Regions from separate parts of the Mus musculus genome. Here regions 1, 2 and 4 are each linked to region 3. Evidence: chromatin loops called from intact Hi-C (ENCODE). Cell type or tissue: left cerebral cortex. All regions are shown on one strand.

The links. Peaks named below come from ENCODE experiments on the same cell type or tissue, not always from the same donor. Only the 100,000 strongest peaks of a DNase experiment are listed, where the experiment ranks them.
Region 1: it touches region 3 in a loop (2.0-fold over the local background); 3 of 42 quality-filtered maps call a loop at or near these places.
Region 2: a loop joins it to region 3, with 4 times the contacts of the local background. A loop is called at or near these places in 4 of 42 quality-filtered maps.
Region 4: it touches region 3 in a loop (2.1-fold over the local background); 4 of 42 quality-filtered maps call a loop at or near these places.

What each region holds. Positions count from the first base shown.
Region 1 is chr14:33,725,115-33,733,114 of GRCm38, reverse strand. No RefSeq gene overlaps it. Among named protein-coding and RNA genes, the nearest start is that of 4930503F20Rik, 82 kb to the left of the region's middle. In left cerebral cortex, no CTCF peak of the experiment used is centred here; DNase peaks (open chromatin) are centred at 3,409 and 8,000.
Region 2 is chr14:33,930,266-33,938,265 of GRCm38, reverse strand. It overlaps Gdf10 (growth differentiation factor 10), which reads right to left. Exons shown (of 3, transcript NM_145741.3): 2 at 5,490-6,421; 3 at 1,752-3,944. The coding sequence ends at 3,753. Among named protein-coding and RNA genes, the nearest start is that of Gdf2, 6.8 kb to the left of the region's middle. In left cerebral cortex, CTCF peaks have their summits at 4,154 (motif pointing right) and 5,147 (motif pointing right); DNase peaks (open chromatin) are centred at 1,315, 4,161 and 5,157.
Region 3 is chr14:33,820,818-33,828,817 of GRCm38, reverse strand. No RefSeq gene overlaps it. Among named protein-coding and RNA genes, the nearest start is that of 4930503F20Rik, 14 kb to the right of the region's middle. In left cerebral cortex, no CTCF peak of the experiment used is centred here; a DNase peak (open chromatin) is centred at 4,191.
Region 4 is chr14:33,880,662-33,888,661 of GRCm38, reverse strand. No RefSeq gene overlaps it. Among named protein-coding and RNA genes, the nearest start is that of Gm30031, 38 kb to the left of the region's middle. In left cerebral cortex, no CTCF peak of the experiment used is centred here; DNase peaks (open chromatin) are centred at 3,058 and 5,398.

The sequences.
Region 1 (8,000 bases), 96 kb after region 3:
CTGTACCCCTTTGAAAATGCCCAAACCCGACAGCAGGAAGGAAGAGGATGCTTGCGTTCTCCCAGCTGTGTTCTCTGAGCACACGGTGGCCCCTGATGCCTTCCTAACCCCTGCCTGCCCTGTGTTGTCTGCATAGGGTTGCCTGGGTTGTTGGGCCAGGCCCTCTAGCTTGGGCAGGCTCAGCTGCAGTCCCACCACAGGGAGCCCTCTGCTCTTCACGCTCTGTTGAGATTTCTCAATGGACTGTAACTTTCTTTTCAGAAATTCTATTTGGCTTCAAAGTCAAAGCAGATTGTTCTCTTTGGGGCCTGCAGAGAAGTTCAAAGTTTGCCTCCCAGAAATGACTGAAATACGTTGGAAATGCTAACACACACAGACAGACACACAGACATACAGACAGAAACACAGGCAGATAGATAGACAGACAGACAGACAGACACACACACACACACACACACACACACACACACACACACGACCTTGATCTTAAAATGAAAGTATTAAAATCCTCAAACATAAGGCAGCAGCGAAAACTCCCATGTTCTTAGCGCCCAAAACTTAAACTGTCCTTTCCAAGAGAGGATTGGTCAGCCTGGTTGGCCTGGCTAGCCTGGCACTCGAAGCCTAGATGGCAGAGACTCTGTGAGAGAATCGCCAGGGTTCTTAAACCACTCTAGATCTCTCAGCCCTAAATCAAGATCTAAGAGAAGACCAGAAACCCATGAATAGCCCTGTCATGCAATTTCAAGTGGAGGGGGTTATTACAAGGAAGAAAGGAAAACGGCCCCTGAAGAGGTGCTATTGCTGAGAAATGCCATGCTCAGTGCCGAAACTGTAAGGGATTGGGAAGGTGGGGGGTGAGAGTGGGGAAGAAGGTGAAGTCCAAGGAATAGCTGGGCTCAGGCCATTCAAGCAGGAGGTAGCAAATTATCTCTGTAAGGGAACAGGTGGTAAATATTCTACATTTCTTCAAGTACAACCGTCTCTGTTGTATCCGTTCGGCTCTACCTTTGTACAATGAACGCAGTCAGGAGCAGTATATAACTGAATGGGCTGTGATGTGTTCCAATAAAACTTTATTGACAAAATGGACTGAGGACCAGATTTGGTCAGATGCATTAGTTGAAAAGCATCTGCAGCTTTAACCAGAGGGCTGCTGTTTGACCTCCTTTATTTTGGTACCCTGTAGACTATGTTGTAAAAGGTTACTTTCATCTAATGAGATGATAGTCATGTGACATTTCCAAGGTCAAGAATAAAGTGACGAGATTTGTGTTCAGAAGACCACTCTGGCTGTTGGTCAGAGAAGAGAATAGAGGTCACAGTCAGAACCAGGTCAAGAATGTGGAGATGCTGTGCACAACAAAGACCTCCCCGAAGTGGCTGACACAGTAGGTCAAGCTGCCTACCTGTGTTTTCATGACAGAACCGCACTCCCCAGTCTGTGAATTCAGACACTGGCAAATGATCAATATTAGCACACATACTCCAAATTAAGAGAGGGTTGGGAACAATTCTCTTTGTTTATCCTACTATGGTAAAATATATTCTAGAAACTTCCATTGTGAGTTCTTGGGGATAAAATGGAGCAGAAACACCCATTGAGTGCAAGAAATAAACCTGGTGTCTTAAGCCACTGGAAGGTTAGAGCTGTCTATATCTGAGTCCAGCCTAGCTGTGACAAGTGTGCCCTGTAGAGAACACGCCTTCCTAGTCGAGCTGTGAGTTCTGCTGCTGAATTAGTTGCAGGGTGTTTGAAGATAAAATAGAAGAGAACTTGTAGGGAATTTAGCCTGAGCCACTCAGTGAACAGTATTGAGAATGCACAAAAACAGGGACTGGGTGAGGTTAATCCAGCCAGGCTGGCCAGGTTTAAATAACAGTTGAATGTGTATTGGCTGTGGACTTGAACTACTAGCAAGCTTTCTTGTGGGAGTGTCCTTAACTGTGAAATGAAAATAAAAGCAGTATTTGCCTCATGAAGCTATCTAAAAGACTAATGATGATCATTTGTTCAAAGCATCCAGGCCCTGGCACGAAGAAGCTCCAAAATGAATGTCAGTTGTCACTGTCCTCCTTGCCATCATGTCTAAGAGCTTGTATGTTGAGTCGGTCCTTATGCTTCATGAATCCTGGGCTCTGTTAACCCATGCCTGGAACTACACAACTGGCAGGAGGAGCCTGCCTTAGCCTTACTTCCAGTTTCTATCCATCCAGATGCCAGCCAGCCCCGACTGAGCCTCACAGAGTCACGCTAAGTTATGCCTGTTCTACCCAACTCCAGAGAGACAGTGCAAAGTCACATGGGGACTCCTATTTCCACAGTGACTTCACAGGGAGTCTCTGGCTGGGTAGACTTTAACAGTGTCTTCTTTTATTTATGCCCTCATTGGATAAGTGAAATCATTCTAGAACATTCTAAAGACTTTTTATCACTCTTTATTTACATCCATTTGTTCATTAAAAAGAAGTAAAACCACGATAGTCTACTGTCTTCAAAAGCTGAAATGTATGATTATTTCCCCCATAGTCAGAGAGTCATACTTGGGGTTTTGTGTAGCATCCCTAAGACCAACGCCTCCTATAAGCCCTGTCCCCTGATTGCTGACAGTGTTGATCTCAAAGTGACGGCCATGATCCACTCTTAGGGCTGACTCGTGTCTGAGAAAAGGGAGTGTGGGAACAGGAACAGCTCCTTGCTTAGATCCACAGAGCAGCGTGTGAACTTCCATCTCTTATAGAACTGTCTGAGCTATCTGTTGGAACTGCCTTCGACCCAAGCCTCTCTCTGCCCAAGCCTGCTTCCATAGCTCTTCCCAAGGAATCAGGCCACAGCCCTAGAAACACACAGCCCTGCAGCCCCAGGGACTGTTGGCCTCCAGGTTGTCTTTCCTGTAGCTGTAGGTTACATCTGTAATCAGGTCATGTGAAACATATGGATGCTTGCCCTGTAGTCATCCTGCCTGCACCATGACTGATACCCAGAATGTCCTTCCATTGTGGGCTGGAGACAAAGGAGGTCATCTGGTGACTCCAGTCTATCTACCTTTCACCTTGCAACCCAGGCTCCTGCCTTCAGAATAGTTGAGAGTATCACATGTTAGCCAGAAGGAAGCAAGCACGGAGGAAGGGTGTGCTTCTACAGGAAGATTGGAGTAGGGAACATGGGAAGAATAGCTGAGAGGAGCCACAGGGACTAAGGGAGCATTGTGGTATGTTAATAGAAACCACTGTTTGCCATTCGTCCTTGGGGATCTGACCGCCCGTGGGAAGGGAAAGAAGATGATGGCAGGACAAGGCTACAGAATAAATGAGACCCAAACGACAGAGACAGAAGCCAGCTCAGTGCGAACCTGATTCACACACTGGATCAAAAGATGTTATAAAATCTCCCTTCTGGAGTAGCTAGGAGAATTTGTTAATGAGCTGTTGGGTGTGAGATGATATCGCAGTGCTATTCTTGGGTGTGATAATGAGTGTACCAGTTGTACTGAGAAAGAAATTTAATACGAGCTGAGTTGTTTAAGGGTACAGGGATTTGATGTGTAAAACTTACAAGCACTTCAGCAAACGTAAGCAAATAAAGAGTTTGGGGGTGAGGGGGGCGCTAAATGGAAATGGCTACGGGATGAGGTCAGGAGAACTTGGGTGTCATGTGGTGCTTTTGAATTCCTGTGCATTTGAGAGATTTATGATAATGTTGGGAACAAAGCCTGTCACAAGTTGATGGGCAGTGTGTCATGCTGTCAGCTGGGGATTCCCTCTCATTGTCTCTTCCTGGCTTGGAACAGGAAAAGGAGAGTGGGGGCTGTGGGGTGACAGGGAGTGCCAAGGGTTGGGGGAGCAAAGCAAAGCAGAGCCATGGTAGGATCCAGAGCGTAGACAGCTGGAAAGGATAATTGACAGAATTCTGAGCGAAAGCGTGTGCAGAAGGAATAGTGGTGGTGGTGAATGTGCACATAGCTGGCATGCCCGTGTGTGTGTGTGTGTGTGTGTGTGTGTGTGTGTGTGTGTGTGTGTGTGTGTGGTGTGTTACACTGAGATATCTGATGAAAGCTTACGGAGATGATGTCTCCCCTGTACATTTTGCCAAACTAAGGAGACCTTTCACCTTCCTCCCCTGCTGGTCTCAGAAGTCCCCTCCTCTCTCTTCACCATATGGCCCAGTCACACGAACTGGATGAATATCATCACATAGGTTTATTCACTTGGTGTTTGACCCATAGCTGTAATATTTGTATTTGAATGTGCATCATAGCTGCATATGATGGTCGCTAGCACCAGCCTGTGCTCACTCCTCCCGGGGAAACTGAAGTTCCACAAAAGCTGACTGGTTATAAAATATAATTCCTGGGAAACAAATATCAACTAAGACTTCTGTGTGCTGTTAGTCAATGCTTCATTTGAAAAGTAGATGAAGCACAAAGGCTGGGCTGAAGGGTCTGAGAACTCCTAGCTGCAAGACAGCATGGACAGTGTCCGTGAAGAACAGGAGTTGGGTGCCAGCTCTCTGGCTCCACCCATCCCAAGCTTAGGGTGACTGTGTAGTAGAAACCTAGATTTTCACAGGCATTTATCAGCCATAACAGAATACTTCTGATAAACACTCACAAGCACACACCTGACGTAATGTGAAGTATCCCTGGTACCTAGAACTCCACCCACCTTAGGAACCAGAGGTCTGTGCTGCTCTGTGGTTCTGGAGAGCTCCGCCATGTTCCAGACCTTCCTGGATAGGCAAGCTTTCTCTTCTAAGAGTTGTTTCCTCAATCAACGTCTCCGATCTTAACTTTGGACCTGATGAGGGGCAGGTTTACCCTGAGAGTCACCTCAGAGGTCCTGACTGTCTGATATGTTTCTTGGGCAATCAGGGCCACCGCTCCTTCCTCAGATCTTCACCTCCCTTGACGTCAAGAAGATTCAGGTGTCAGATGTCATAGGGTTAGGTCAGAGGCACTGAGGTTTGAGTCTCCACATTTTAACTGCAGACCTCAGGACCTTAGCAAGATGTACTTCAAATTTCTGGGTCCCTAGGGTTTTTCTTTCTTTTTTTTTTTCTGAAAGGTGACCACAAAATTGTATATGTCACATGGCACTGACATGGTGACTAGCGGTGGTGTGTAGCCACTGCCTAAACTTATCTGTCAACCAGCACCCACACATTCCAGAGGGCAGCTGAGGCACTGAGGCAGTCCATATGCTGGAGAGACCAATGGAAATGTTTACTCTTCTGCATCAACTTGACTTAAAGAAAATCCCTTTGGCTCCATTACGCTATTGGTGAAAAACCAGAATTGAGTTCTTTTCTTCCTTCTCCTTTCCTTCCTTCCATGAATTCCACTGAGGGTGAGATGCTGGGGAATCAGTGACTGTCCCTAGGGGAAGTCATTCCTGATCATACCTCCTTCCTGCCCTCTGGATGCTCCTGAACACGGGCAGACTGTGGAGTTTGTTGTGGTGGGAATTGTGTCCTCACCCCCTCCAGGCAGGGAAGGTCTCAGGAGCGTCTGGCAGTGACACCCTTCTAATAGAGGTTGTTGAGAGTGTCCCGCCTTACCAGGTGGCATTTGTCTCTGCCTTCCAACAAACTTCAGCACAGGCTGGGCTAGGAGCCTGAACTCATGTGTTGTCCTTTCCTTCCCTGCCAGCCTATTCAGCCCCAGTGGTCACTTTCTGGCCCTATGGGAGTACAAGGGATGGATGTAGAGAAAGTCAGATTAAGTATGGGTGATCATAGCCTTTAATCCCAGCACTCGGGAGGCAGAGGCAGGCGGATTTCTGAGTTCGAGGCCAGCCTGGTCTACAAAGTGAGTTCCAGGACAGCCAGGGCTATACAGAGAAACCCTGTCTCGAAAAACCAAAAAAAAAAAAAAAAAAAAAAAAAAGTATGGGTGATCATTGGAGTGTGTGCCAGTGTCTAGATGTGGCAACAGCTATGCATACCTGGGAATCATGGCACATTCAGCTTCTTGTTGACCCCAGGGCATGTGCCAGTATCTTGACTTGAAGACAGCAATCTCCAGAGTGTCGTATCTACTGCGCGTTGGTCAGCCAGTCCTACAAATGGAAAATGCCAGACTTGATGTCCCCTACTCTGGCTCTGGTATGTTGATCCAGTGACTGGAAAGGGGACTTAGGCTCCAACTCTTTTTCACACCTGAGTCTCTGCACATTGAACAAATGAAAAACACTGTGCTTGATTACCTGGTTCCCAATGACTGGCACCGTTTTGGGAGATTCGAGGCAGGAGACTGAGCTGGAGGACATGGGCTTGCAGTGCTTGGGCTTCAGTGGTTATGGTCTGGCTGCACGGCTCCCTAGTCTGATCACCACGTAAGAACCCCTGCTACAGGCTTTCCTACAGTGGAGGACCCCTCCCCGCATCGTACTCTCCCCACAGCTGAAACTCTGAACCGAGAAAAGGGGATTTCCTTTGACGGTTTCTGTCAGCTGTCTTATCACAGCAATAAGAATATAACCAACCGAGTGGACGGAGGACTCTAGAGTCAACTGCTGCTCTCCCCTGAGGCTCCTCCAAAACATAACCACACTCCTAGGTAGGGGAGCAGAGGGACTTCCAATGGACTGGATGTATTGTAGGGGTTTGAGTTTCATATGACCTATTTCTCAAATTCCCAAGGGTATGTCCTATGCTATTGAAGCCCTTTTCACAAAATCCTTGCCTATGCTGGTAGAGTATGTCTCTTTGGTAGTTTAAAATGTGTGGTCTGACAGCAAGATATTTGATCCATTTCAAGTTGGTTGTACAGAGTGAGAGATGGGGATTTAGTTTCACTTTGCTACAGGTGGATTAGAAGGTCCTCCGTCCCAGGTTAGAGGCTGTCGTTTTTATCATTGTAGAGTTAGGCCAACTTTGTGGATAATCAAATGCCTGACCCACAGAGAAGAGAGCAGCCAGGTGGACAACACCACCCTCCCACGAAAGCAACTACTTAGCTCTAGTCATTAGAATTTTCCTGGCCTCTTATTACTTGGGGGAGGGGCCGTCTTCAGAGCTACTCTTTGCTGACAATAGATTATTATAGCAGTTTGCAACAAATTTTAAGATTTCACGGGCTTTTTATTTTTCCTTTTGGGAATGGGTGCTAGAAGAGTAAAAGTCGGGATGAGCAAGCTAACCCCACCCCCACTTCCTTTCTTTCCATGCTGTTCGAGCCTTTAACCTTGGAAATCTATATTTCATACTCAAATGTTGTCATAGCTTAAATTCTTTCCACTTCGTATTCTCCCTCTTTGCTTGGCACTTCTAAATCTTGTGGATGTAGTTGTGATAACAGCAATTTAAAATTTTCCAGGAGATATGCTTCCTTCTTGTTTGTAGCTGTCTGGGGGGGATTTTGCATAATTAGATTCTTTTATATATTTCAGAGACTGTAGGCAAACACTGGCTGAGAGTCCCGGAAATAAAGAAAAGCATTTCAATGTACATCAGATATCTGCACAGAGCACATGGACTGCCTTTGTACCTGCTTGGAGTAAAACACACAAAACATTCCGGGAAGCTAAGTAAGGTGATTACAGCCTCAGCAAAGCCCCCATCTCCCCTCCCTGCCTTTCTCCTGCTTCCCCGTATGTGACGACCCTGCTGTTGTTGGACTCAGGATGGAAGCCGAGAAAACTCACTTCAGAGACAGAAGCAGAAAAATGAAAACTTTATTTTCTGTGCTTGCAGGGCAGTGGCCAGTTTGGGGTCTGAACCACATCCCCCAAAGGGAGATTGCACAACATTTTTATAGGATGGGAACACAAAACAAGGTGGATAGGGTGGGCATTCCATTGACCAATCATATTTTGACACAAGGGTTAAACAAGGAAGCTAATGTGAGTGACTGGTCCTTACCTGGGTCACCTGGTTTCAGGGCCCTTGAGTCAGGTTTTGCAGTCAGGACCCCTTCTGGATTCTAGCCCGGAATTTTCGAATGCTAAGGAAACAAGGGAGTGGGCAAGCAGCCTGTCGTCAGTTACGTCAAGACAGGCAA
Region 2 (8,000 bases), 110 kb before region 3:
ATCTAGTCCTAGGCTCCCTCCTCTAATCTGACTGCATGAGTTGGGAATGAAAAGGGGCTGAGTAGCTCTATTTATTTATTCAAATATTTAACATTGGTTATGTGTCAAAGGACACACTAAACTATACAGCTGCCTCTCCCCGTGTCTATGGATTCCACATCCTTAGATGCTATCACCCTGGGGTTAAAAACAATTGAAAAAAAAAAAAACCCAAACAACCCTGCATTTGATTTGTGTTTGCAGGAGGTTTCCTTCCCCTAAACAATGCAGTATAACAACTTGGTGTGATTTTATTTTATTTTAAAATGTATTTTGACTTTCAATGGACACATAGAAATTGCACATATCTGTAAGATGCAATGTAGCATTTTCATTCATATATACAATATAACGATTTGATCAGAGGAGCAGGCATTTTTTTCATTTCTGCATTTCTTTGTTGTTGTTTTATGCTTTTTAAAACTTATTTTTATTTATGTGTACGTGTGTGTGTGTGTGTGTGTGTGTGTGTGTGTGTGTGTGTCATGTAAGCGCTGGTGCCCAGAGGCCAGAGAAGGTGGCAGATACTGTGGAACTGGAGTTAGAGGCAACTGTGAACTGTCTGACATGGGCGATAGCAGCTGAATTTAGCTCCTTGGAAGGAGAAGCAAGCTCTTTTACCTGCTGAGTCATCTCTCCTGGCTACTTAATAAAAGAGATTTAACCATCCTCAGATTTGGTGTATGTAGTGGAACCCTGGAACCCATCTCCCACTAATTCTGAGGGACAGCTGCTTTTTCATGTTTCACTTTGTAACTCATACAATTCTCCTCTTTCATCAAAACTTCTCCGCTTAAAGAAAACTACCACACACACACACACACAAACACAAACACACACACACACACACACAGAGAGAGAGAGAGAGAGAGAGAGAGAGAGAGAGAGAGAGAGAGAGAGAGAGCCTGAAAAGCACACGACCACTAGTAAATAAAAGCATATTTCATATACAGGTTTGAACACGTGCATCGGAATGACCTGCTGGGATCACACAGCTTTCTGATCTATTCTGAGCCTCTGTGTTTCCAACCAGCTCTTAGGCGCTTAGTGTGGCTGGTTCAAACATCACACTTTGAGAACTGCAGTTCTAAGCAGTGTGCTGTCTGGGCACTGTCACCGGCCAGGCGAGTGGCTCAGTGTTTATCAAGGGCCAACTGGGAGCAGGTTCTCAGTCGCAGCTCTCCCTACCTCTGGCTACTCCATGCAGCTCCTACAGGGATGTATTTTTGTTCCTCTGAACAATCGGGCATGGTTTGCCTCTCAAGAACTGCAGGGAAGAGGGAGGTGTCCTTGGTGATGTGTTCTGAGATGCTACATATGAAAAAGAGGCTGCTTCCTAAATTAGAGGTGTTCAGCGATGACACCAGCTCCTCCCACCACAGAGTGGGGTTCACCGTTCATATTTCCCCCATGAGTACTATGCAGCCTTCATGGGCCTGACCCCCTGCCCATGTCCCTGCCCACGCCTGGATCTCAGTCAGAGCCTCTCACGTTGCCCTGACTCATCCCAGACGTCTAGAGACAAAGACTTGGAGAGGTTGCAGGCCTTTGAGAATCCCAGTGGTCTCCCAGAAATTACAAATGTCAGAAAGAACTAAGTGAAGATATCATAGCTATGAGAAGGGAGAAAGCAGTTCATTGGGGGAAAAAACAAAACTGAGTGAGGAAGGCAAAGCAGAATCTAATATTTGGAAGAAAGGGCGGGATCATTTCAAGCCCTGGTATTAATTTATTTTGCTATTCACATAATTATATTCCACCATGTTCCAACCGTGTGTGACACGGCAAGCGAAGCGCCAAGTCTGCAGGTCAGCTTGAGACTCCCACACCATCTGTAAAAGCTTGGAAGGACTCATTTAGCTTCCTGTGCATTCCTTCGGGGATAGGGGACTAAGGTGTCACGTGCTGCAGGCAGGTCATAGTCCCTCCTTGCCTGGCTAACGGGCGCGGGTATCTGTGTCTGCAGATGTCCTAGGGCACATGGAGCATCTCAGGGGATGGGATGTGAGGATGTGGACAGACTTCATCAAGTCCCGTTTATGTCTCTCCCACTTACCTGTTCTGGATGCTCTTGCAGTTCACCAAGACCACAATTCGGTCATTGCAGCCTTCCTCCGAGGCTGCCCAGGCTTCCCACGCCACTGGGGCCTCCTGAGCAGAAGGCCCAGGAATTGGGAGGTAGCATTTCATGAAGGGGCAGGCTGGAAACAGACGTTCCATCTCCCTTCCCTAAAGCCGGACTCAGTGAAGGGTTTTGCAAACAGCAGAGCAGCGCCCAGCCCAAATGGATGTGGTGGTTGGGTGAGGGTTGGTGTGCACAGTTCCTTGTCTCCTTCCTCGCCTCACCTGCATTTCCTGGAACACTACCTTAGAGAGCATTGAATTCGGCAGCCCCAGCTGCTTCTCAGCTCCCTCCCTCCCTCCTTAGCAAGCCTTGGCAGCTGTAGGTCTCTGTGCTGAGGTCCCTGGCCAATGTTGTGCCCCTATCCCTGGCTGAAGGGATTGTGGTGCGTCTGTCTCAGGCTGCACCTCTTTTCTCCTTGACAATTGCCCAACCCAGGGCTTCTGGAATAATCACTGTAAGGAAAGCCAGCATCACACCAATGCTGTTCATAGTAGAGTCATTGGGGTCACCTTTGGGGACAGGGATTCTGGGAGATCGTCTGGCCCTTCCAGTTCCTATTGAACTGTGGAGCTCCTGAGATATTTCCTAGCTGCATATGTCAAATCTCCTTCTGCTTTTATCACACTGACCTGCTCCTGTCACTTAATACCAAAGGTGACACAGACACTTGCCAATCAACTAGGTTAGGGATATGAGGAAGCTCTAGGACAGTATCTGTGCCATCCTGGAACCATATTCCATTTTAATGCTAGCCCAGGGTAGGGACTTACAGGCTGGAGAAGGGAATAATTGATATTGTGGAATGGTGACATTCAGTTTTTCCAGATACCTCCGCACCTTTAATTTATTAGCTTTCCATAAAAACACAGAACACTCACAATCTACAGTATACAAAGTATAATTTACAAAAATATAAAATCTTGGTTACTTTTTTAGTATTCCAGCATATTACTGTATGTATTATTTCCATACACATGCTTAGACAACCCACACCTAACTTGCATTATTACCTCTGCAGGGGATGGGATCGACTCTCTCCGTTTTGCTTTGAAATAGAAATACATATATTAAAAGAAGAAATCAACCGTGATTACATGTGCATACTGCATGTATAAAAGCACGTGTAGTGAAACGTAAGAGAAAATACTCACTCGTGCCATGGGTTAGGCCCTGTTTCTAGAATGCAGCCTGAGGGTTTTAAAACAGCATTTAAACTGCCATGGGGGGGGGAGTACCCCAAGATTTGCATAGTCTTTCTAGGTTTTGAGAGGACAAATGCCTGGAGTTGACATTTGAGGACACACGTTATTTCTAGGCCTTGAAAAGTGTGGGCAGGGATGATGGGCAAATTGCAGACCACAGTTAATTCCAGATTTCTTCCAGGAACTCAACACGTCTTTACAGAGCTACCACCAGCACGGAAGAACTGAAGAATTGCGATGTGGTGGGCAGATCTTTCTTGGTCCCAGCAGGGCTGCCTGTAAGCTCTGTCTAGCACCTGGAACCTCCCCGAGTCAAGCCCTGGCTCCAAGATTGCCACTCTGCAGGGCAGGGATGAAGCAGGTCTGTCTTCTATCTTGAAGCCATCTTACCGACAGGCACAGGTCTCTACGGACATATTGGGGTACACCTTCAGAACCGCATTCCGATTTTCATCCAGGAAAAGGACTCCAAGGGAGTTCATCTTGTCTGGAACACAGCATGGCTCTGGGATGCCAGGGACAATGCCCACAGCTCTGACGATGCTCTGGATGGTGGCATGGTTGGATGGGCGGACAATCTGCAGGATGAGAAAAGACAGTTAGCTCAGAGCATGCGGTTTATCACTGCTTCTCGAAGGAGGCCATGTAAGGGGTGGCCTGGAAGAAAAGGCCTCTGCCCAGAGCTGGCGTGTTTCCTCTGAAACTGTCACAGGCTTCAGTCCTGGTGCTCCTGGGTCTGCCCATTTATTCCAGCCTAAATGGGATATTTTATCTGCTACATGAAACTGGCCACTTGGGGGCGCCTGCTAAGAGCACCTGGAGCTGGAAGGAGACTTTTGCAAGGGAAAGCCTAGAACTATGCCTCACCCAGTCAGCAGACATGCCTCCAGAGTGACCTGGTTAAAACCAAAATGATATGCTTGGTGTGGCACGGGCCCACAGACAGGCATTTCAATATGTGCTTGACTTGGGGTGACAGGGGCAGCATTCAGACAGTCTCTTTTTGACATCTTATTAATGCATATTGACAACATGACCTTTGTTGTACTGACACAGATACCATGGCTTAAAATGGCCAAGAAACATGCTCAAGGTGTCTCACATAGGAAGTGGTCTGGCTTGGAAAAAAAGATGAACACAGCCAGCCAGGTCATGGGCTTTGACTCTTGCCTGGCTGATCAGAGCTGTCGCTGACAAGAAGCCTTGTGCTGTTGCAGGAGAGGGGAGGCAGCCAGAGAGGGGGCAGGAGCACATGTGGGGTTCAGCTGGCATTCTGAAGGTGGGGAGGCAGTAAGCCAGGCTGACAAAGCAGCCGCTGTGAGCCCACATCTGTCCTGGTCCCATGCGAAGCCCCTCAGCGGATTATCTCTCTCTGCCAGCCGCCTCCCTTCCTCTCTCTCGTGCATGCATGGATGAGGGAAAGCCCCTTAATTCCAGACAGATTATACGGCCCACATCTGGGCCTGGGGTTTCCCACTCGGTCTGTTTATTGAGGTTCAAATTGGATTTATGAACTGACTTTCCTTCTTGGAAGACACCACGGAGGAGTCGGCAGAATTAACTGAGATGGAGACTGTTGTGGGTGCTGAGGGTTGACTGGGCCAGCCTACTGCAACACAGGCTGCTGTAGGGGCATGGACAGATGGAGTTAACCCAGACTGGGGAAAGGTGAAAGCTCAGGGCCACTGAATGTGCCAAGCCAGGGACAGCTCACTGGGAGAGCCAGTGACCTCAAAGCAATCTGATCACTGGGGTCAGTTCTCCTGGTTCAGGCTAAACAGGAGAGCCCTGGTACAAACGTTGTCCACCAGGGGGCAGCACTGACTCAATCTCTGAGGATGTTCCCCCCCCCCCCAACAAACCCCTCCACCTGGGATACATGCAGAGACACTGTCTCAGAAAAATAAATAAAATAAAATAAAATAAAAACCAACACTTAAAAAAGTACCATGAGACCAAATAAATGGTAACAGATTATGGGGACATCTGTCTCTGTCTCTGCAGACAGGAGATGCATCATCTCCATTTTTTTAAATGATAAAACAGGTCAGGCAGGTAGAGGGGCGGCCAATTGGGACAGAGCCAAGTTAGGATGGGACAAGATCCGAACATAGAAGTAGTACCTTGGGCATGGGGAACTCGCAGGCCCCAGCACAGTAGTAGGCGTCAAAGGATTTGGGAGAGATGATCCATTCATTCCACCCGATGTCTGCAAAATCCACCTTCAGGTACCTCCTGGAGCAGACCCGGGGCTCATCCCACTGCCGCCTCCTGGCTTTCTGCATCGTCTTCTCGTCAAAGTCCAGCACCTGAGAGGAGGCGGCGGTGAATGTGTCCTGGTCCTTCTTCTTGCGGTCTTTGCGCCCCGTGCGGGGTTTCAGTGCCCGGAAAGGACTGGACCAGAACTCGTGCTTGTGGAAATTCTGGGCATGCAGGGCAGGCGCTGGTCTTTCATCCAGCCCCGGCAGTTCATTGTCTTGCAGGGGTTTTGACACCTGAGCCGCCCTGCGCACGCGGGGATCAGCTGAGCTGTTGGGGGCTGCTCCAGGCTCAAAGTCTCCAGCTGGAAATGGGTCGTATCTCTGTAGCGACACTGCTACACTGTTGGGTTCGGAGATGGCCAGGTCATTGGCGTAGACAAGGATATAGGGCATGTGGGAACTGGGCCGTGGCACTCCGGGGTCCTTCTCCCCAGTATCCAGCTGAGCAGAGAGAAGCAGCTCTCCATCCCTTCGGGCAGCCTTGATGATTGAGGAGATGTCCTTGGCCTGCCACAGGCCACGTGGTGGAGGCGTCAGGGCCATGGCCCCGCGGAGCAGCCCCTGAGTGGCGGTGTTCTGGGAAAGACTGCGGAAGATTAGGTGCAAGCGTGCAGGCAGCCCTGGGGTCAGGAGGCGGCAGGATGCGTTCTTAGCTCGGGGCTTGCAGAATACCTCACGAGCCCGGGGCCACCGTGGAGGTTCTGAGTAGAAGTGGAAGGCGGCTGTGAGGATCATTTCTGAGTCTTGCATGGAAGTCAAGTTGAAGAAATACACAGGCTTTTGGTCGATCATTTCTGCAAGGGAAAGACAAACCACAACCTGTTTCACCCTCTTCTAGGGTTTCTGACTAGAACTGGGATAGCAAAACAATTCCTACTGACGGGAAATTTGGAAGGGCTGACTTCTCTTTCCTCCCGCCCTGCAGCTCTCACACTGAAGGTGTGAGGGGACCCCCTTTGTTACCCTCGATGAACTTGCACCACTGAGATCCAAAAGGAGGGGGTTGTCTTCATCCCGTTGAGAGGAATCAAGATGAAATAGGGAGAAATGGAGGGGGAGGAGACACAGAGAGAGAAGAGGGAGGGAGAGAGGGAGCGGGGAGAGACAGAGGGTGATGATCAAGTATATATAAAACACTAAAGCTCCCGCTGTTCCCTGTTTGCCCTTCACTGGCTGTCAAAGAGCAAATGAGTGTCACTGACAACTTCACTAAGAGCTTGGGTTAGTTACAGGACCTGCCTCAAGTATCCTCATAGTGCCTGAGCTATGCCGTTTCTAAAGGCAACTTCTGTTGAGCGTGATCACGCTTCCAAATGAGGTGAAATAAGAGATCTTCACTTTTTTCTTGCTGCAGTTTTAGCACCTTTTAAAGTGATATAGGATTAAAAGCAGTCATTCGGTGTTTTTTTATGTCCCAGGACTTATAAATTGCTGTTATTATTATTATTATTATTATTATTATTATTATTATTATTCAGTACTTGGGAGGCAGAGGCAGGTGGATCTTGATGAATCTGAGGCCAGCCTGGTTTACATAGTGAATTCCAGGACAGCCAGAGCTACATAGTGAGACTCCATCTTGACAAAAAGCAAACACCCCCCAAAACTGTTTTTTCAAGGAGATAGCAATATGGGGACAACAGTATGTCATTCCACTCCAAGGCTCACATTGCCCTCTGGAGATGCAAGGCCACGCTGAGGAGGGCCAGGCACACTCAGTGCATCTGCCGTGCTCTCCAGAGGCGGCTGGAAGTCTTCTCCTTCCCTCCTGGCTCCACCAGGTGTTCCCCAGAGCCACCTCCATCACCCCAGCCTTGACAGCAAGGTAAACTCTCTGCCATGAGGAAGTCCTCTCTAGACTTCAGACGGGGAGAGAAGGTCTTTTGTCGTTTCCACCTTAGTCACTGAAGACCAGGAGAAGACCAAAGTGGCTGGGTGATTTTCTCCTTCTTCTCCAACCAAAGTTTTACCTGCTTGGTACAGCTGAGAGAGGATCAGAGCTTGTAAGCCCAGAAGGCGTGTACTGAAGAGGTGTTACATTCCTCTAGAGACAGATCTGTCTGTATGGCAGCCATTTGCAGAGGATGAGCTGGGGTTATTTTTCAAGAACCCTTGACTTAGAGCTGCAGAGGGGTTCAGTGGTTCAGAGCACTTGCCGCTCTTGCAGAGGACCCAGGTTTGGATCCCAGTACCTACACAATAGCTCATGACTATCTGTAATTTCACTTCCATGGGACTTGATGCCCTCCTCTGGTCTCCTTGAGCACAAGACATGCATACATATGTATAGGGACTCACACATAAACAGAAAGTAATAATGAAACATTAAAAATTTGAAAAACTTCCAAAAATCGACTCACTACCTGGATATTT
Region 3 (8,000 bases):
TTGAGGTAGCAATACAAAGTAATAACACCACTCTAGAAAGCAATGTAAGAGCTAATTATAAATTTTCAGCTGCACCTGCTATGGGTCCCAGTGACGACATCGCCAATGACTAGGTTCCAGGTAACTTGAATTGAATCATCACTTATAGAAAATGTTTCGTTTTGAATATTTCTTAAATGCTTACAACCAGTGTTGAAGAGATGTCTTAGCAGTTCAGTGCACTGGCTACTCCTAAGAGCCCTTGGATTTGTTTCCCAGCACCCACAAGGTGGTTCACAGCTCTCTGTAACTCAAGTTCCAGGGTATTTGATACATCCTTCTGGCCTCCACAGGTACTAGACACTCACGTGATGCACATAGATACATGCAGACAAAACGCTCATGCACATAAAAGAAAAATCTTAAATGCTTACAATGGTGTGGATGTATATGAAATTCATGTGCTCACCTATTACCTCTGCTCTGTACATTGCACAGAATCCCAAGCATTCCAGTGCTAGGAGGGCATGAAAGAAAGCAGAGCTGGGTAAGCATTTGCAATGGTTCTGCTTCTTGACAGCATTCTGCTGAACTGAAATACTTACCTAAGAGAAAACAAAGTCAAATCCCATATAAAAAATTTTATAGATATTTGGGTCACAGTTACTGAAACTAGAGTTTACTCAATGCCTATCCATAGGTAAATAGATATATTATGTTGCATCTACATAAAAGAATGTTACTCATCAACAAAAGGTTCAACCAATGATCCATGTTGCAATATGACTCAAGACTGAATACATTATGCTATGTAGCATGAGGAGGTACAAGTTGGGAACATTGGGCCTGGATCCTCTACAACCATCTGGCCTCGGTTTCTACTTATCCTTAAGGATGCTTTGGAATCATGAGGTCCGAGAAACAATTCATCCTAGAAGTGGACCCCAGGAAAGTCAACCCTTGCCACTGTACAGGCCAGGACTAGCAGGAGTGACCCAGCACACCACTGCCTGTGGTGGAGATGCTTAATGAAGCCTGAAAAGAACGGAGTATGGAGTAGTCTGCTGCCTTGTGCTTTCTCAGCCTGAATCCTGCAATGGCCCAAGTGGAGCAAGAGCTCAAAGCGCCTCTTAGCTTTCTTCTGTTGATTCATTGCTCCAGTTTGTAGTAGTCATAATTGGGGAATCCAAAAAAGACTGAAAGGAGCCTGTGCCATAGGTCAGCTTACCCTTTAGCTAGGGAGAAATAGTATCTAGGAAACACTCATCTACTCACTGTCTGCCCATGGAGAGGAAGCTAGCCATTCCTCTGAGATCCCAGGTTGCTGCACTGTGGTCAACATGAGAAGATGGCCTGCATGCTTCCTGTACCCTTACTCTATCAGTTGGCTGGTCACTAGAGCTGTATCTTGAGCAGGGCAGCATCATCCTGGTCTGTTTACACTCCATCTGCCTTATTGTGTTCCACCCTTGGTGCCTGCTCTGCAGATCCATCTCACCTGTAGGCACTGTGCCTTTTACTCTTGCTCTTCTGCAGGATGTCCTCTGCCTTGGAGAACTCCTGGATGATGCCTGGATCGACCTGGAGCCAGTGCTTGATTGGTGCTGGCTGCTTGGCTTTGGGGAGTGTCCTTCCTTTACATGGCTGTTGGTTCCTTTGATCTCAGTGGCTCAGCCCATAATTTGGTTAGATTATATGGCCCACAAGATCTTATTTGCTACAGAGCCCCACAGAAAGTCAATATACCCCAGAGATATTCCATGGAGAGATAAAGCCTACAGGCTACAGTGAGGCCCCCAAAGCCTATGGTTTTCTCAACTCTACGACTACCTATGGTTGCACTCAATGAATCTATTGGTATGTCCCCAGCTCAGGGAATCTGGAACAGATTGGTAAGGAGTCAGACAGAAGCCTTTGTCAGCTCTCCTGTATGGTCTGTGCATGACAGGGAAAACCCAGGAAGCATCAGACTCCATGTCATCAGGGAGCCTTCCTTGCAGCTGGTGAGTGGGGCTGACTCCCAACTTGAAAAATAAGGTAGGGCTGTCATCAGACAAGTCTAGCTACCCAGCCCTCTGGAGATTGCTTGGGTCCACACGGTGAGGTGTGTTGGTGAGTGGTGGCAGGAGGGTACTGCCCTTCCTGTGTCAAGTATGTCCGAGGACAAACCCAAGCCAGGTCTCTTCGGGTGTTGTACCCGTCCACATAGCTCCATGTAGATGTTAGGCCAGGGCAGTGACTGGTCAGTCTCCATGAGCTTATTGTTAAGATGATGCTGAAAGAGCCGGCTTAGCTGAGCCACGCACTGTGACTTTTGCTGACTTGACGTAAGAGCTCTTGACTTTACAATAGTGTGAACGTGCATCTGTTACAGACACTCTGCTTTGTCAGTTCAGCCCAACACTCAGTAAGTCACACGGGGCACTTGATCCTGTGTTACAAAATAAGCGGTGTTGGATGAGTTTGTCCGCCCTAGGCTAGCGTAAGTGTTCTAAGCCTGTTGGAGGCAGGATGTCCAGTAACCTGGGTAAATTAAATGTATTTTTTGGCTTGTGATACATTCAAGTTTTGATGGCTATGAAAGGGTGTAACTGATTGTAAGCTGAGGAGAATGTGCAAGCCCACAGGATAGGCTAGAGTGTTTGGTTCTTAACTTCTTGGCAGCCTCGGGCAGCTACTTTCGGTCACCCAGTACTGAAGTCCAACTTTGCCTTATTTATTTAATACAGTCTTTAAAACCTATTCACTGCTGTTGCCTATGTAAATAAAGTTGAAAGGGAACTTTATGCCGCAAGTATAAATAGGAAACCATTAATACTTCCCATAAGTAGAAAGGAACTATATTTTAAAATACAATGAAAATAAAGCACGTTTATTCAATTCTACTAAGACACTGCTTTGCCAAGATATTGGGGCTGTAACTTTTTTTTTTAATAAAGAAAACTTATCATGTGTTGAGGTAATGCGGCAGATATGCCTTTATTGTTCTTATGAGAACTGGGAAGAAAAGCAGTGCAAAAGTCAGTGTTATCTATTCATTTAGTACACACTTTTTGTTGGAGTGCGTGGGTCATGGGACTGAGCATCAAATGCTCTGGCTTATTCTTTTGGATTGCTTACAGTTTGATGGAGGAGACAGACAAGGAACAAGTAAAGAAAGAACTTATTTTGGATTGTGAGATATAGATAAAGCAAAGAAAGAAACGAGAGGAGTGTATTTTAGGAAGAATTGAGTACTGTGCCAGGGAGGAGGGACAGAGGGACAGAGCATCCAATTACTTTGGGGTCATGCTGAGTTTGAGACTCCAGATGGATAGCTGCCTGCTGGTTTCTGGGCCTGTATGAAAGGTTGGGGCTGAAATGATGACTTTTAGAACCAATTGCTTGCCCATGATCACCTAGGGGCAGGTATGAGTCAGCCCACTGTCATCCACACACTCCAGTTATACCAGGAAGAGGGGGGATAAAGGCCAGGTGGTAAAAGAAAGAGGACTCCCCGAGCTCTTCGCAATGAGTGTTTGCAAAGGATGAGTGATAGGCCACCCCCCCCGAAAAAAATTGTTGCTGAAAAGTTAAGTCAAATGAGGATAAAGCATGAATCAGCGCCAGGATGGCTCATGCCCGTACGTCTAGCTGGGAAGCTGAACAGGGAAGCTTGGGATACATAGGGAGATCTGGGCTGCACAGACGCTGATTCAAAAACAGTTCTGGATTCAACGAGGTGATAAGAAAGGTTTAAAGAGTGGACAAGGAGCTGGAACCAGACAGAGGGGACAGTTTCCTCTTTGATCTTTCACAGAACCGTACTGGACTTTAATAAACATGCGTCTGGATAGCCTACACCTGAAATAATCCACGAATCTTAAAATGAAAATGTTCAGCCACAGGGCCTGAACATCAAGACCAGTAATCCCTCTTGAGAGGGTGCCCTCTGGGTTCATTTCCACCCAGGAAGGGTCATGTCCCTCTGATTGCCCAGCGTCCCCACACAACTCAGACGTGTGTAACAGTTCAGGTTGCGCAGAGGCTGCTTGCTGCACACAGCCAGAGCTCTTGTTCCAGAACACAGCGAGGCGCCAGGGCAAGTCAGGCTCGGGCACAGATATTTATTGATCTTGATTCACTCGATCCAAGAAAAGCTTGGCCACAGAGACTCCCGTTCAGTCACGCGGATATGGGGGTTGGGCACCAGCAAGAGAGAAGGAAATAGAATTTGAAGAAATCTGCCCTTAAGAAACTAACTCCTTGTGAACCTGGTGTCTGTGAGCCCGAGCATGCAATAGGGAAATGCTCTGTTGATCTTCAGAGGCAGTGGTGAATAGGGGCTCTGTTAGCAGCTGGCAGCCTCCCCTAGCAAGGCAGGCCAGTGAGAGGGAGGGAGCCCCAGCCTGTGAGGAAGTAGGCTTTCCTCCTGCAGCAGCAGGAGAGGGGTGGTGGGGGAAAGCCCTTACTTGTTTTAATGTGTTTGTTTTTGTTTGTGACAAATGATCTCACCAGAAAGGCCAGTTTGAACTCCAACTCTCTATTCCCCTGCCTCGGTCACCCAAGTTTGAGAATCGTAGGTGTGTGCTACTAAGCCCAACTGGACATATATGTTTATGTCGAACTGGTCTTCATTTTCTCTCTGGCCTGTTCCAGCTGGCAGCCAGAAAATGGGGTTCATGGGTGAACCTGACTTTGTTTTTATATACTTGGCCACAAAGACATCACCATCAGAAGAAAAGTGAAGACAGTCTGTCTTTATTTTATTCAGGAAGAAAAAGGTTAGCTTCTGAGAAACCAGCTGGCATTGCCTGATGGTTTGCAACATTCCTTCATTGCCTCTGGTGTTCTGCTTTGCAGACAGGAAATCAAGGGAAATGACTCAACCAAGTCCATGCTGTGACTGACAGACACATGTCCTCAAGTAAATAGCGCCTCTGATATTCCCCAAACTTGATGATGCTTGCAGTCCCACAGGGATTTCTGTCCTTGACAGTGGACTTATGATAACATAGAATGTAAAGTGTCCGCTGCCTAAGAGTGGAGTATCCTAGCTGCCCGGAGATGACATACCAGTTAGTCACTTTTCTCTTTTTTCTGTGGCCAAATTTCTGGAAAGAAGCAACTTAAGGGAGGAAGGATTTATTCTGGCTCATGGTTTGAGAGCGTACAGTCCATTATAACCATGAAGGAAGGCTTGGAAGGAAGGGAGGAAGGAAGGGAGAGAGGAAGGGAGGGAGGGAGGGAGGGAGGGAGGGAGGGAGGGAGGAAGGAAGGAAGGAAGGGTGGGCAGCTCCTTGGTGGCAGGAGGATACATGGTCTGCTCAGGGAAACAAGCTAGACCAGAGGTAGGGCTGGCTGAGCACCCTCAGAGCTTATGTCTACAGCTATGTGGCCACTAAAATTAGACATTGTGCCTCCGAGGTTCAGCAACCTCCTAAACCAGCATCATCCATGGTGGACCAGGTGGTTATACGAGCCTGGGGCAGGGGAGGGGGCATATTTCCCACTCAAACCACAGCAGATGGTCTGTCCTGTTTGGCTCTCATGGTGAGGAGATTCCCACTAGAGTTGACAGTGGGGACATCTGTGCCTTTCTCATAGCTACACTGGTCCCAGAACTCACCATTCCTTCTCACTGGTGATCCCCACTTCTTGAAGCTGCATGGTGCACGTCAGTACACATGCTGTGGTGCCTGATACGTTCACATTGGTCATCCTTGTCATAAGCCCCTTTTATCCAGTTGTGGCAGCCAAGGCCCAGAGAGAGTCAGCAACCTGCCTTACATCACATGACTGAGACATAAACCGTGGACTCGGGGACCTCGGGATCACATGTTAATGCCTTTTCCTTGATCCACACACGTCTACTGCACAAGTTCTAAAGACCTTACCTGGACTCCCTTTAAATGGACCCCAATCACTAAGTTGCAAAGTAGAGCCCCCAGAGGGTGTGGTCTGTCACCTGCCAGTGGAGACCTGCTCATCACTCACACAGCACCATTTATAATTTTTTTTTACCTCCCCCATCACTGGATTTGAAGATACTGGATTTGTTGTTGTTTTATTTTGTTGTTTTTGAGACAGGGTCTCGCTGTGTAGCTCTGGTTGTCTTGTAACTCACTGTGTAGACCAGTCACCTGCCTCTGCCTCCCTGGCACTGAGACTAATGGCAAGTGTCAAAACCACCCAGCAAAGATGCTGGTTTGTCAACAGGTACACCTGGTTTGTCAGTATTCATGCTACGGAGGCAGAAACAGATAGAGATTTGACTAAGTTCACTTACTCTCTAAATGGTAGATTCAAGGGGTAGATCCTTCTGGATTCCCAAACTGCCAGGCTTGCTGTATACTTGCTCTCTGCCCTGCCAGCCCCATGACAGGAAGCGGAATGGTTCCCAGCACCTTGAATTCTGATTTGCTGATGCGCACTCTTCTTTCTCCACACAGATAGCTGTGCGTGGATCTGTTCCAAAGCCAAAGGGAGGCTCTGAGTAGACCCTGAGCAGCACCTTTTATACTTTTGCTGGAGTCTTCCAACACGAAAGAGGGATATATAGTCTGCTGTATCCTCCTGGCAGCCTTTGTCCCCTCCCACTTTCTGTCCCAAGTATGTGGCTCTTCAGAAAGACTGTTTCCTTCCCTTCTTCTTGGCTACTGATGTTAAGTTAAAATGGGCTGGATTCTGATCCCCAAGAATGTCCCCTGCTCTAACCCTTAGGGGATATTATGTGCTGACAGCTAGGAAGCTAATTGTATCTGTTAGCACCAGGAACTGCTCTCCTCTTTCCCTCTCGCCCTCGACCCCCCACAGCACCTCCAAACCAGAAGGCAAAAATTAATGGTTCTATGCTCAAAGTTCATTTCAACCACCCCACAAAGACAATGGCAATGGATTTTCTGGGGTGCTGGATTCTGTTCTAGTATTGTTGAGCTCTGAGGAAAGGGTCAAATCGAGACTGGAGATGTTGAACTCACTCCCACCCCATGACATTTTTCCCCCTATTTTGAGACCTAGAGCCTTGGCAGAGATGAGAGAGCCTTCTAAATGGCCCCTCCACTCAACCTGGTTCCAGTGCTCCAGACCTAATCTGACCCTCCGAAGACGCCAGTACACTTACTCTTGGCACAGCCCAGCTTCCTCCTGCAATATAAATGAAAGCATAGAAGGCTTGTAAAGTTGACTCCAAATGGATCATGTGTATCTACAAACTCTTAAAACCCAGCATTTGGATGAGCTGCTTGGAGATGGATCAGTAACACATGGAGCATATTTTCTCTAAACTGCGCGTGGGCCTCTGAAACCGAGGGGAAGGAGCCTGGCTGCTCCGTTTGGGAGCTTGGGATCTCCGAACAATTGAAGTGTCAGCACATGTTCCCTAGGCAGAAGAGTCTTTGGCCCATTCCCTCAGACTCTCATTTCTCTCCCTGGGAGACCCGTTAGGGGAGAAAGGAAATGAGGAATTGATGGGGAGGGGAAAGGGTGTGCAGAGGGTCTGCAGAAGGTAGACTACCAACTTGGGGATTGCAGTCATGTGGACAAACGGAGAGTCTGGGAGGAAGCTCAAACTGTCTCAAAATCGGTATCTGCACCAGGATCTTTTGGCTTGTCTCTCAATGATTCAGGCAGTGTTCCTTCTGGGCTGGCCATGGATCTTGCAAATGAGTACGCACATCATGTAGAAACTATTTGTGTCCCGGAGTGGCCAGAGCACGTATGGGTGATTGGAGCCATGCGGACATTTCCGTGAGGCCTGGTAATATGTAAGCTGTGCTGCCACGAACCGTTGCTCGCCTGGTGTCTGACTCATGACATGCTCTTTTCCACCTGCTTACTTAACATGATGTCTGTTGGCTAAGTTCTGAGCTGAGGTCCACAAATGGTACTTTGAGATCAACTCAACTTTTGACACGTGGCCAAAATAAGATCCCACATGTTTAAGGTTAATGACCATCTGGTGTCTAAAAGGCCAGGAGGACCGAGGATGTGTGGGAAGCACACTGAAGATAATCTCTGATGACTTTACAGATCTATCCAAG
Region 4 (8,000 bases), 60 kb before region 3:
AGCCACAAAGGGGGATTCACAAATCAAAGGGGCCGAGAGAACAAAGCTGTCACATCCGTCCATCATGAAGCTGGATCTCAAAATAACTCGGGCCAGAGTCCTGTTGCAGTGAATCAACCCCAGCCAGAACAAGCACCATGGGCCCCTGGCCGCATGCAAAAACACCCTGGTAGCCAGCTGGCTGTTCTTGCCCAGACCTGGGAGGTTTGGGTGTCTGTGGGGTCATTTCGAGCTTCTGTGTCACAGTGGGAACCCATACGGTGGGAGAAGATGAGGGAAGAATCATAGTTTGGACTTGTCTCCCAGGAAACACAGTCTCACCTCCCTCCAGTCCTCCAGCCCGGCTTCAGGATAATGAATGATGAGCAGGAGGCTGGCTCAGTGCCATATTAGAAACCCCTCTCTTACCCACAACTCTGGCTCTGCTAGTACCACCTTTCCGCAGGAGAGTGAAGAGTCTTTGAGAAGAGAGAGGAGTCAACTCAGAGGTTGGGGCATTTGCTGCACAGGTCTGATGACCTGACTATGTTTGGATGCCCAGAACCTATGTAAAAGACACAATAGTGCATATGTCTTTAGTCCTTCTCTTCCAATAGGGAGATAGGAAGCTGCTGAGGCAGGGGTCAGCTAGCCTGGCGTGTGCTGTGGTGAGTAAAAGAGCCCATCTTAACCAAGGTGGATGGTGAGGACAAACCACGAAGGTCCTCTGACCCACATATGTGCTCCATGGTTGCATGCACACCACACATACACACACACACACACATACACACACCACATGGGTATGTGCACACACACATGCACACACATAGGCAGAGAGAGAGAGAGAGAGAGAGAGAGAGAGAGAGAGAGAGAGAGAGAGAGAGAGAGAATGACAGACATAGACAGAGTCAGACAAATAGGAGATAGAGACAGAGAGACAGAAAGACAGTGAGACACAGACAGACACAGAGACACAGACAGACAGGAGACAGAGAAGATCTCAGATGGCCGAATGGCAACATGCCAGTCACTTCCTAATCTCAAACCCAGGACATGCTTAGGGGCGGACTAAGGGACACTCACACAGGCACAGTTTCCGTTTCCTCCTAGAAGAGCCTCTTCCAGTGCTGACCCTGTCTGCCATCACCCTATCCACAAATCTTCCTCCCTCTCACCATCCTTGAGTTTTTGTGGCTTGGAAGCCAGGCGAAATGTGTCAATGCATATGAAATGGCATGAATGATAAAACACAGAGTTGTGATCTAACTTCATTGACAAATCATTTCTCATTCCTAGGCCTCCTTGTCAACATGAAGACCAAGAAGAGACCAGAAGGAGAATTCCAGCTTGGAAATTCCTACCCCATGCATGATGACGACGTGTCTCCTGCAGGAAGCTGCAGCAAGCACTCTGTATAAGGGAGAGTTAAAATAGGAGGTTAGCCCTGGTACTCTCTCTCTCTCTAAGCTCCCCTCCATGTCTTCTTTGATGACTTCTCTGTCTCTTATGCAGCACATCGTGGTCAGGACTGGGTAGGGCCGCCTGAGTGGCAGGCAGACTGTGCCAGGGCTCTAGTTCAGGTTTCCCTCATCACCACATTCTGCAGAAGTGATCTTTCCCAGCAGTCCGGAGTCTGCTGTCCCACAGCTCAAAACTGACCCGGTGGGGATGTGAGCTGCAACGCCCCCTTAGGATGCATCGAACATCCATTGTGCATTATGCATTTGGCCCCCTTCAAAGCCCCACCAGCTTTGAACATACTTGGCTACTCTTGGGCATTGCGTGCCTGATGCTTTCCTCTGTCAGGCTGAAAGCGTGCAAGAGAACTCACCATGTGTGAGTTCTGCCCGTCTAGGCATAGGATGCCCTGACAGAGTGAGGAGGGAAGGCTCAAGCAGCCGGATGAAGGCTGCTGAGTCGCAGTTCTGCTGACGTCTCAGAAGATAGAAGCGTCTGGACCTATGTGCAATGTGAGGCAACAGGGGTGCTGCCACCTTCCAGGCTCTACAAACTGGGAACCACGAACACTTCAAGTCTCTCTGTGCCTAGTGTTGAGCGCAGCATCTGGGACATTTCTCCTAGCAGCTCTGTGATGCGGTATTTTCATACCATGTTGTGAATGTTAGTGCTAACTGAAAAAAAAAAAACCCAACTCTCTTGTTGCTAGTGACACAAGGGAGGGCAGGTAATTTGTACTTTACTCCTAGACCGTGAGAAGAGGTAGGGACAGAGGCCAGCCTGAGCCCTCACCCCACACCAGAGAGCTTCTCCTAACAGATGTCCCTCTGCTGCTACCCTGGATGAGGATGCTATTGCTCAAGTGAAAACCAGTCGCTGAAACTCTCCCAGGCTCGGGTCCATTGGCAGGGCTCAGAGATGGGGGCCCCCGAATCTTTGTTCTTTGTCTCACTCATTCCCCAAGCAGTCAGTAAACTTAAGGCAGAGGGGATTTGCCACTTACTGGTGTCTATCTACCCACCAGGCTCCTTACACTTAATGTTGCAATCATGTCCCAGGAAGGCTTTGGCTGGGCCTAGAATTTTGGTTGGGCACAGACGCATTGCCTTGTTTCTGGTTACTCTGTCTCGGGGGAACTTGGGTACTGGAGATAACTGTGACCCCACAATGATTTTCAAAGTCCTTGAGACCCTTTAAAGCATGGCCTGAAAATGTGACTTTTAAAACAGAGGAGAAATGAACATGAGCTATTTAAAAATACCAAGACAAGTACATTTAAATCCTCACAGTGTGCATCCACCCGTTCACTAGCCATTGAGCTTTTCAGTCTCCGCTCAGACACCCCCACACTCATTAAGTGATGCCTCCTTAGCCTCTTGCCTTTCATTCCCTGGCACTCTCGAGTCTGTTTCTGTTTCTGTGCTTTGGCTGTTCTGGACGGGTCATAGGGAAGGAAACACATATTTAGTCTGTGTCTGTCTGGCTGCTTTGACGTAGAGTACAATCAGCAGGCTAGTGTAGTTTCCAAAGCTCCTCAGTATTGGCGCTCACATTGGCACTTCCATCTCTGAGCTGTGGACGAGCCAACACTGGTCCAGCCACGCATCCCTTCGTGGATCTCGGGGGCGATGCTGCCTTTTGTTTATCTCTTCTGGGTAACACTGTTCCACACACTCATCTATAAGACGATGTGTGGGCACGGCTCCCTCAGGCATGTGCCACAGAGTGAAATCATAGAGTTTGCTTAAGTTTTTGAGGAACTTCCAAAGTGTTTTTATTTTATAGTACCCCCCAGCAGTGAGTGAGGCTCCAGCCTCGCAGCCTTATGAGCCCTGGTTATGGGGCCTTTCCATCCCCCACTGTGAAGCAGCATCCCCCACTGTGGGTTTGATTTGCATTTTGTTAATGATGGACCTGACCAGTGTCTTTTAATGTGCATATTGACCATTTTCATATCTTCATTGGAGAAATGTATATTTAACAGTTTTGCCCACTTTTTAATCGGGCTATCTGGTTTTTATTATTGGGGTGTAAGAATGCATAACACATTTTGAATATTGGACCCTCATCAGATATGTGATTGGCTGTTGTTTTGTTTTTCAGTGCTGTAGATAGAATGTGGACCCTCCAGCTTCTCTGGGAAGGCAAGGCCTTTTACAAGAAACAAGAGCCCCACCGTAGGGCCAGCATATCTCTGTCCCACTCACCAAATGATGACAGGGATGGAGAAGAGGAAAAACTGGGAAGCATCAGGATTCCTTCTCTGGCTTTAGAAATAATAGGGACTGGCGGGGGACATCCTCGCAGACTCTCAGAAGGGACTGGGGTCCAAGTTCCCAATGTCCTTGCAGCTGCAGCTCTAAGTCTTTGCTGTGGTAAGTCATCTCCTGACTTGGGTGTACTGAGTCTTGCCTGGGAGCTCTCCCCTTTTCCTGTCTGTGCCCCATCATTATCTTTTCAGATAAAACCTCAGGAGAGATTTGTACTAACTCAGAATGGTCTGCTCCACAGTCAGAACTTGGAGAAGACCTGACTGCCTGGAAGTACCTATGAGCGGGTGCCTTTGAAGTGTACAGTTGCTGAACCCTGCTAGGGAAGTAAGAAAAAGGCACAGGGGCACTGACTAGTGTTGGGGATGGAAAGGACCAAGTGGATCAAGGTGTGTGACCATCACTGAATCTAAGACCCATGCCAGTCTTCAAAGCAGACAGGTCCAAACCCAAATCAAACTGTAGACTGTAGTCCCATCAATAGGAGAGGGTAGAAGAAGGCCAGCCACTTCCATCTGGACTTTCAGAGACCTAGGCTCACCACAGGTATACGACTCTTATGGAGGCAAACTCAACCACAACACTTCAGAAGCATGTATCAGGGAGAAGTGTGTGTGTGTGTGTGTGTGTGTGTGTGTGTGTACACTGTGTGTGTGTGGTAATGTGTATATGGGTGTTCCTGTTTGTACCTGTGCATGTGTCAGTTATGCGTACTCATGGGAGTGCAACACAGTGGTTATGTGGAACTTAGACATGCTGTCGCCTCCAAGGCTGAGAAAGGCTTAGGGAGAAAGCAGGGTAGAGACTCTCCTCCTTTCTTCAGCATAGGTCAGATATGAGGGTCTGATGGAGAGATGGAAGGCTTAGACTGTAAAGCCATAATCATCTCCAGGGGCCTGGTGAGGGTGATATACAATAGACCAGAAGGTCTGGACTTTGGGTCCTCTCCTTGCCTGTCCTTCATGGCCAAAGACTACCATGGAAAGGTCTTCCTTTGAAACCACACAACTTTGCTTTGGGTTTGTGTGTGTGTGTGTGTGTGTGTGTGTGTGTGTGTGTGTAGAGTATAGTAAGACTCAATACATTGATTTAGCCTTGCAAAGCTATCTTGGCTTTTAACACCCAGCTCAGAAGGCTTTGGTCCTGATCGTTTACAGAAAGTCTCCAAGCACAACCGGTCATGTCCATCTGCCCCAGTGCCAACACTCCCTGAGTCTGGGCCTAGTTTCCCCCTTACCTGCTGCCCTTAGGTTTCTTTAAGAAGAACCATGTGAGTGGAGACAGGAGGTGGTAAGGCAAGGTAACGCCACTGACAATGACCAAAGTTGCTCTACTAGTGATAGAAGGTTGTACTCTGAACAACCGAGTTCTTTTACTGTCTTCTTATTATGTTCACCCTATGAGGGACACCATGTAGTGAAAGAACTTGCTTTGGTGGTGGGAAATGGCTCCGTGCTTCAGGATCAGGACAAGCAAGGGGTAGACTCCCAAACACTGAGGCCAGCAGTCCACAGCCTCTCGCTGCACCACCAAGAGCTCTTTGTGCCCCTTGTCCCATCTGGCCTGCATTGCCCGGGGGATTCTCACAAAGGCCTGGGAGCCTGGTGAGGACAGGAAAGGACACTCTGGTCTTGGGCATCTGTTTTCAATGAAGTATCCACATTGTCTAGACTGCAGCCAGCCTCCTCCCTGCCAAAGAACCAGCTTCAAAGGGCTGCTCACATTGCCGGGGCAACCACCCTCTGCGGTGCTGGGCTAGCCATGTGCTCCAGCTGCTCAAGCCCCTCCAGCAGGCCTTAGGCATTAGCACTGGCATGGTAAGCTTGGGCAAGGACACTTGAGCTAGAGAGCCATGCTCCTGTCTCACTGAATCACATGGCACTTCCATCATCTCCACACTAAAGGTGAGAACAGAGCTCAGATGTTAACATGGTTTTGCAATGGTTTTCATGGTGCCGAAATGCCTGCTTGTAGCATCATGTTGACAATTAAATGAAAAGCAGAGGGAGACAGGGAGCAAGACTTAGACTCATTACACACAAAAATGTGCCTGTGCCCAAGTCGCAGCTGGGAGTCACTAAGACCAGCCATCATGCACCAGTAGATACTCTGAATATGAACATAGAGAATGGCTTCAGACACAGAATCCAGATTCCGTGCAGGGTTTCTGGCTCCTGCAGGTCATTTGCTTTGTTCTGAAAGCGTTCTTCAGGGTTGTTCTCATGCAGGCAGGGATTGGGGCCCAGGTCAGTCCTTAAGCTAGAAAGTTCTTAGAGATCCCACACACTGGTCTTCAAACAGTCACCTTTATACTCTGGACTGTCAGAGACTGCTGACCTGTCGCATGGACTCCTTAAGCATCAATCCTCTCTGTAAATGAGGAACCAGTCTGTCTTTCTCATAGGACAGTGGAAAGGCTATGACGGTACATTAGAAACTTGAAGAGTTAAAGTCCTTTGGACTACTGAAAGTTGGGTATCCCTTATCCAAAACACATAAGTAGAGAGTGCTTGGAAACTGGAATATTTGCATATACACAGTGGGATATCTTGAAGACAGGAGGCAAGTTTAAACACAAGAGTTATCACTGTGTTTCAGTCCATCACATACAAAGAGCCTGCAAGTAGCTTCTATAATAATCTCAATGACTTTATGGACAAAACAAAGTTTCATTGAGTGGAAATATCTGCTTGTAACATCATGTTAGAGATAAAATGATTTTAGAACATCTCTTAGATTCCAAAAATTCAGAGTAGAGAAGCTGTGTGGCTTTCCCAAGCATAACAAGAACCAGAAGGACAACTCCAGATCAGCACTCACCAGTGGACAACCCGGATCAGCACTCACCGGTGGAAAGAGCTTAATTTGTTTGGCTGGATTTTTATACTTCTGCCAGAGCCCTCTTAGCTAGGGCTGAGAGTGCTCCTCCTGCCTTTGGTAAGCCCAGTGTCAGGACAAAGGGCCTGAGAGGGACTGTTCTGCTCTGATAGCATTATGGTCAGATGTCATCTGGGCTCTCATGGAACTCTATGAGGACTATCAGCCAGCTAAGAAGTAGATGCTAGACCTTGTGGCCTGTGCCCACATAAGCATTTTCTGGTGACTAATCAGACAGAGCTCTGCCTAAGGAATTGGGGCTTGGTGGGCTAGGGTCAGAGTTTCCTTGGGGTAATCCATAGAGAGGGCTAGCTGGACTGGAAAGAGAGGCCATTTGGCCACGTTGCTCCATTTCAAAAGATCACAGGCTGTGACTAGTTCTGTATAAAATGCTTCAGCTCTGTCCCTGGGGGCCTGTAAATCCGCAGAGGACTGAGCATCTTGCTTGCCTCAGCTATGGCTTCCCTGAAGACTGTCTTGGTATACTAAGAGGCCCTTCTAGACTTTATGTTTCTCAGAGGGGTCCAGCCTGGCTGCTTCGCCTGTGCTTCAGGACCTAACTGCTTTAACAATGAGTTATGACCATGGGGTTGCATAACTAAACAGAGGGGTCCATGAACAATTTAGCAATAGTGAAAGGCTTCTGAACATTCAATGACCAAAAGTTAACTCAAAATCAAACATGTGTGATGAATCTGAGGCGTTGCTAGCAGCACCTTCCCCAGATGCACGGAAGGAGCCCTCCTTAGCCTTGCTTCCAAACACATCACATCTTCACTGAGCACTGCTCATACAACAGGATAGTGTTGCCACCCTGTGCAACACCAGCAAAGGGTGAAACACCTCAGCTTAGATCCAAACCGTTGTGTGTTGTGAACTGTAGTGATTTTACTGTACAAAGTTTTCCCCTCTAATAAAACCATGGCTTACTTATGAAAAACAAAGACTCAGTATTTCCCGCCACTGCTCCTTAGCATGTAAGTGTCAGCCTGTAAAGTGGTACAATGTTTGAAGCTTAAAAAATTATGTTTGTGTTTCTGACCTAAGTTTCACTTTTAAAAAATTATGAATTTTGGCTTGAGATTAGGGCAGAATTTCCAATCACTTTGGAATAGCCCTAAACACACTCCTGTCATTCTCTGCAATGTATTTATGTGAAGCATCATTCTTGGCATACGATACTATAAAATTAGAATATTGAACAATTCTAAAGGACACTGAAGATTTTCTGTACATCACAGCATTGAATGTTTGCCAAAATATAATGATTTATGAAAAAAATCAGAAAAATATATCCATTCCATTAGTCTGCAAATTGTCTTTCATCTTTAATAAATGATAAAATTACACAAATACATCATTATTTTAAAGTAAACTTCTTTATTTTTTATTCCCAGTAAGTGTTGGACTGCT